Linked DNA regions of Homo sapiens: region 1 is linked to region 2. Evidence: read pairs that join two places in POLR2A ChIA-PET (ENCODE). Cell type or tissue: PC-9. All regions are shown on one strand. Each heading gives the region's core, and the rest is flanking DNA. Links, peaks and the distances in the headings are about the cores only. Region 1 overlaps LOC112268416 (a long non-coding RNA gene). Region 2 overlaps PNPT1 (polyribonucleotide nucleotidyltransferase 1).

Evidence for each region. Peaks named below come from ENCODE experiments on the same cell type or tissue, not always from the same donor. Only the 100,000 strongest peaks of a DNase experiment are listed, where the experiment ranks them.
Region 1: POLR2A ChIA-PET joins it to region 2 with 8 read pairs; 3 of 35 experiments call an interaction of 5 or more read pairs at or near these places.

Annotation. Positions count from the first base shown.
Region 1 is chr2:55,842,040-55,844,962 of GRCh38, reverse strand. The region is part of intron 2 of LOC112268416 (a long non-coding RNA gene); the gene reads right to left. Among named protein-coding and RNA genes, the nearest start is that of EFEMP1, 80 kb to the left of the region's middle. In PC-9, for the core only: no CTCF peak of the experiment used is centred there; a DNase peak (open chromatin) is centred at 1,612; H3K4me3 peaks cover 623 bases; H3K27ac peaks cover 1,945 bases.
Region 2 is chr2:55,687,525-55,690,447 of GRCh38, reverse strand. PNPT1 (polyribonucleotide nucleotidyltransferase 1) reads left to right here. Exons shown (of 28, transcript NM_033109.5): 2 at 2,743-2,803. Among named protein-coding and RNA genes, the nearest start is that of PNPT1, 4.9 kb to the left of the region's middle. In PC-9, for the core only: no CTCF peak of the experiment used is centred there; no DNase peak of the experiment used is centred there.

The DNA of each region.
Region 1 (2,923 bases), core at 183-2,682, 150 kb before region 2:
AGTTAATTTACGAAATACAGAAGTCTTCTCAACACCCCTAACATCACATGATGGAAACTGGAGATGACTCTTCTTCCCCATCTCTAGACAAGGCAAATAAAGAAAAAACTAACTTTACACTAGGAAGTGCGTGCCTCTAGTCCCAGCTACTTGAAAGGCTGAGGCAGGAGGATCGCTTGATCCCACGGTTCAAGGCTGCAGTGAGCTATGATCGTACCACTGCACTCTAGCCTGGGCAACAGAGTGAGACCCTATCGAAGAAGGAGGAGAAGGAGAAGGAGAGGAAGAGGAAGAGGAAGGAGAAGGAGGGAAAGAAAGAAAGGAAAGAAAGAAAGAAAGAAAGAAAGAAAGAAAGAAAGAAAGAAAGAAAGAAAGAAGACTAGGAATATCTAGGCAGCTATTAAAATTAGTCTGTTTTCATGAAGGATCTAAATGGAATAGGTAAGGCATTAAGCAGTTACAATGTCTAATTTAAATTGAAAACACAATACACATACCTGTGAGATTCTTTTTTAGACCACTGAAATGCACTTCCTTTAGACCAAACATCTAAAGGACACTGTTAAATATAAAGTTTAAACATAAAAATCCCTTATAATGCAGTAAACATTTATGTGGGCTGAAGAATATATTCAATTGTGTAGGACTGAAGAATTGATAAAACAGTAAGTACTCCTTTGTATGCTTCTTAGAGATTAATGTAGAGCTGTTGAATATCAGTTGCAACTTAATAACATGCTCAGATTTTTGCATTTTTTTTTAATTGCTCAAGATTTGGCACATTTTTTTCTGTTGAGTGAAAGCCCATGCATGCAATTACCTGTGAGGAAAGCTATAGACACGTTAGGGCCACTTTGCCTTAACAGAAGTAGCTGTACATTATGAATTGCATATTCTCCATCTCTGGTCCTAAATCTAGCAGGCCATTCCAAAAGCTTCCATGGGGGCTTCAGCATATATCATTTACTTCCTGTTCCAAAAAAAAATAGTTCCTTAAACAGCAATTCTCTTCTTGTTCCCAAAAACCGTTTCAAACACTCTGTGATGAAATTATGCAAAGGAAACAAAACAAGTGATCCTTTGGATGTTACAAAATGGCAGTCAGGAAGTCTAATAGCAGCCTATGACCACTTGGGAGGAGGATAAAATTAAACATCTGCTCAAAGACACAAAAGAAATTTTGTTGACATTGTTTTTTTAATGGTCCAAGTGTCGATCTGAGGATTCCATTTTGAAGTCACTGAAGTTATATCAAGATACATTTTTTATTCAATGAGAGTGCTCAGAGGTGGGTGGGGCAAGTTTCCATGTCACACAAATAAAAATAGATGATAAATAAAAAGAAGAAATGAAACATGATGTAATACAAAGCCATTTAGCTCTGCCAGATGCTTCTGTAGCAAACAAGGAATAGCAGCAAGTCAAATGCATGTCCTGTTATCTTCCCATAGCTTCAGTAATGAATTATTTGGTGTGAAAGCAAGCTTGGGCCCCAGATCTTGACAGTTTTATAGTCCTTGGTCAAAGTTTTCAACAGCGTTTGGGGCAGGCGTGACTAGGCAGCTAGATTACACATACTGAATTTCCACTTACAGATACACAATGTTTACTTTTCAGGGTGAGCCAGTAAACCAGCTCACCAATTAGGCCACACATTCTTTGTGCCTCATGAAAGCTAAGCAAAGACTGTGGATGTAAAAGCCTCAGAAACACATGCAGCTGGAATTTCCTCCAATGTGCCGTCACACAATCTCCATGAAAAAGACTCTCAGTGACCAGTAGCCTTCTGTATCACAAGCACAAGTGTCTCTCGAGTGGAGAGTTCTAGTTCTGTGGGTTCTGAAGACCCACATCCAGGCAGATGAAAGGATCAAACTTCAGAAACAGAGGCAAAGTTTTACCAAAAAATCACCTAAACTCCTTTATGCTCCCTATCACTTAGCCTGTCATTCAAGTTTCTCCGCAATCAATTGTTCAACTTTTTAAACCAAACTTTCCTTAAATGAATCCTATGTTCCAATCAAACTGATCTTCTCATGGTATTCTAAATATGCAGTATGAATTTCTACCTCTCTGTCTCTGCTCAAACCATTGGCTCCACTCAGAATGTCATCATCCTGCCCTCCCTATCTCTTCTTCCTCATCATAAATCTAACACCTGCACCTAGACCCCATTCAAAGGCAACCTCCTCCATGAACACTTCTTGGCTACAGTGATTTCTGTCTTCTCTGGCCTCTTGTAGCATTAACTTCTTTTACACAAATTTGATGCTAATACTGCTACATGAACATCTTCATATCATCATAGAACTTTTTATGTATGTGTATTTTGCCCTCCCAAGAAACTGCCCAGCCACCTGTAAGCCACTTCTACTTGGGTGGCAGTCATACTGCAAATTCAACAAATCTACACCAAACCTATATCCTTCTTAAATATCTACTGCCAGAACCATCATTCATACATTTCAGCTAGGCTCAAAATTATGAAATCACCTTTGATTTTTCCATATTCCCCATATTCAATTAGTCACCAGGGCCTGGGAATTTTAGCATTAACATATCTCTTGCAACCACCGCTTTTTCCATTTCTGCTGCCAACACCCCTGTTCAGGCCTTTATTTCTTCATCTGGACTATTTCAATAGTCTCCCAATGGCCTCTCTATCTGCAGTTTATCCACCACCTCCAATCCAATCTGAGCATACAACTAGACTAATCTTCTCAAATACAGCTCTGACTCACATGATTTATCTGTGTAAACATCTCCAATGGCATCCCAAGGCCTACCAAATAAAGCAAAACTTCCTCAATCTGGCCTGAAGTGGGCCCAGTGTAGTGGATGTGGTAATGCCACCCAGATCCTCCTCTACCAGGATAATCATTCCCCTAGATACCAGCAATGTTGGCTTCTGCCAGGTCATAGT
Region 2 (2,923 bases), core at 153-2,652:
TCTACATGCTTGTGTTTGGTTTGTGCATTTTCAGCACCAGACTATGATAGAATGTTGCCGAAACTGAGTTCATGTGACACAACATCTTTCTCTTTCTCTGTATCTTCAGGGGTCACTGACTTGGTTTCATCTCAAAACACCTTTTGATGAATCTTGAGCTCTTTGACAAGTTTTGCTGGTCTGTTTCAAGACATCAGTAACCTCTTTTTGCATTCTCTGCTGAAACTAGGGAATAAGGCTAATAGTGCTGCCTATTTCATGTATATAAGACACCTTTATTAAGATATAATTCACATACCATACAGTTAATTTAAAGTGTACAACTCGTCTGGGAGCAGTGGCTTATATTTGTAATCCTAGCACTTTGAGAGGCCAAGGCAGGAGGATTGCTTGAGTCCAGGAGTTTGAGACCAGCCTGGGTAACATAGTGAGACCTCATCTCTACAAAAAATTTAAAAATTAGCCCAGCATGGTGGTGCACACCTGTATTTCGAGCTACTCGGGAGGCTGAGATGGGAGGATCACTTGAGCCTGGGAGGTCAAGGCTGAGATGAGCTGAGATGGCACCACGGCACTCCAGCCTGGGCAACAGAGCAAGACCCTATCTCAAAATAAGTAAATACAGATAAATAAAGTGTACAGTTCAATGGATATTAGTATATTCAAAGTTTTGCAGCCATTACCACCATCAATTTTAGAACACTTCTATCACCCTAAAAAGAAATTCATTAGTAGTAGTCACTTAGCGTTTCTCCCCAGCCCCAGGTAACCACTAATCTACTTTCCATCGCTGTGGATTTGCCTATTATGAATATTTCTTACATGGAAACATAGTCTTTGGTGACTGTCTTCTTTCACTTAACATAATGTTGTCAGGGTTTATCCATGTTGTGACATGTATTAGTACTTTGTTCCTTTTTATCGCTGAATAATAATCAGTTGTATGGATTATACCACATTTAGCTTATCCATTCATCAGTTGATGGACATTTGGGTTGTTTCCATTTGGGAACTATTATGAATAATGCTACAAGGAACATTCATAACAGCTGTCAAGTGGTATTCACTGTGATTTGGATTTGTATTTCCCTGATAGTTAATGATATTGAGCATATTTTTATGTACTTACTGGCCATTTGTATGTCTTTTTTGGAGACATGGCTATTCAAATCCTTTGCCAAGTTTTAAAATTCAGTTGTCTTTATTGTTGAATTGTAAGCATTCTTTAAATATTCTAGATATTAACACAAGTCCCTTATCAGATACATGGTTTGCAAATATTTTTCTCTTAATCTATGGTGTTTCTTTTACTTTCTTAATTAAAGTTTTAAATTTTGATGAAATCAGCTTACCTATTTTTTTCTTTTGTCATTTATGCTTTTGATGTCATATTTAAGACTTTGTGTGGCCCAAGTCTCTGAAGATTTACTCCTGTGTTTTGTTTCTAAAACTTTTATTGTTTTAGCTCTTACGTTTGGGTCTAGGATCCATTTTGACTTAATTTATGAAGATTCATTCTTTTTTGCATCCAGTTGTCCACTATTGCCTCAAAAGGCTACTCTTTCCTCATTGAATTGAAAATTGTTCTTTCCCCTTCTGTTGAACATGAAGGTCCTTATAGGCAATATTTAGGAGTTTATATTTTGTCCTAAAAGCATTGGGAGAAATTCTAAAGTTTTTTGTTGTTGTTGTTGTTGTTGTTGTTTTGTTTTGTTTTGTTTTTGTTACAGAGTCTCACTCTGTCACCCAGGCTGGACTGCATTGGCACAATCTCGGCTCACTGTAACCTCCCCCTCCTGGGTTCAAGCAGTTCTCTTGCCTCGGCCTCCTTGGTAGCTGGGATTATAGACACGCAACACCATGCCCAGCTAATTTTGATATTTTTTGTAGAGATGGGATTTCACCATGTTGGCCAGGCTGGTCTTGAACTCCTGACCTCGGGTGATCAGGCCTGCCTCAGCCTTTCAAAGTCCTGGGATTACAGGTGGGAGACACCACGCCTGGCTAAAGGATTTTTAAGTAGGGAAACAATCCTGTTTGTATGTTAAAACATTACTGTAGTCAACAAGGTGAGAGATGATAAGAGACTGTACTAAGATGGTAAATGGAGCCAGGCACAGTGGCTCATACCTGTAATCCCAGCACTTTGGGAGGCCAAGGCAGGAGAATTGCTTGAGGCCAGGAGTTCAAGACCAGCCTAAACAATATAGTAAGAACTCATCCATACAAAAACTAAAATTAGCCAAGTGTAGTGGTGTGCACATGTAGTCCCAACTACTCAGGAAGCTGAGTTGGAGGATCGCTTGAGCCTAGGTGTTCTAGGTTGCAGTGAGCTGTAATTGTGCCACTGCATTCCAGCCTGGGCAACAGAGCAAGACCCTGTCTCAAAAAAAAAAAAAGAAAAGAAAAAGAAGATACAAGGCACAAAGACCACCCCCCACCTCAAAAAAAAAATAGATGGTACATGGGAATTAACATTTAGGGAAGCAGTTAACTTCTGAACCTCCAAAAGACTTTCCTGTTCAGATCAATCCTGTGCCTTGGTTTCCGTATTCTTCTTTAAGCCACTCTTAAATTCCACTTTTACTTTTGATAATGATCATGGATTCTGCCCCTTTTTGTTGGTGGAGTGGGTGGGTTGGGGGTTAGAATCTTCCCTTAGAATCTTTTATTATTTTATACTAAGCAGGAATTGTACAGATGACCTAAGTCTTCTTGTATTGCATTTTTATTTTTAAACAGGAAATTAGAAATATCTTCTGGAAAGCTGGCCAGATTTGCAGATGGCTCTGCTGTAGTACAGGTAAAAAGTCCAGATTTTTAAAATTCATCTTAAAAATGGTTACGGAGACTCATACTAAATGTGTAACTACAACATCGTGTAACTACTTAGAATTTTGGTACTGGAAATTAATTCAGATAC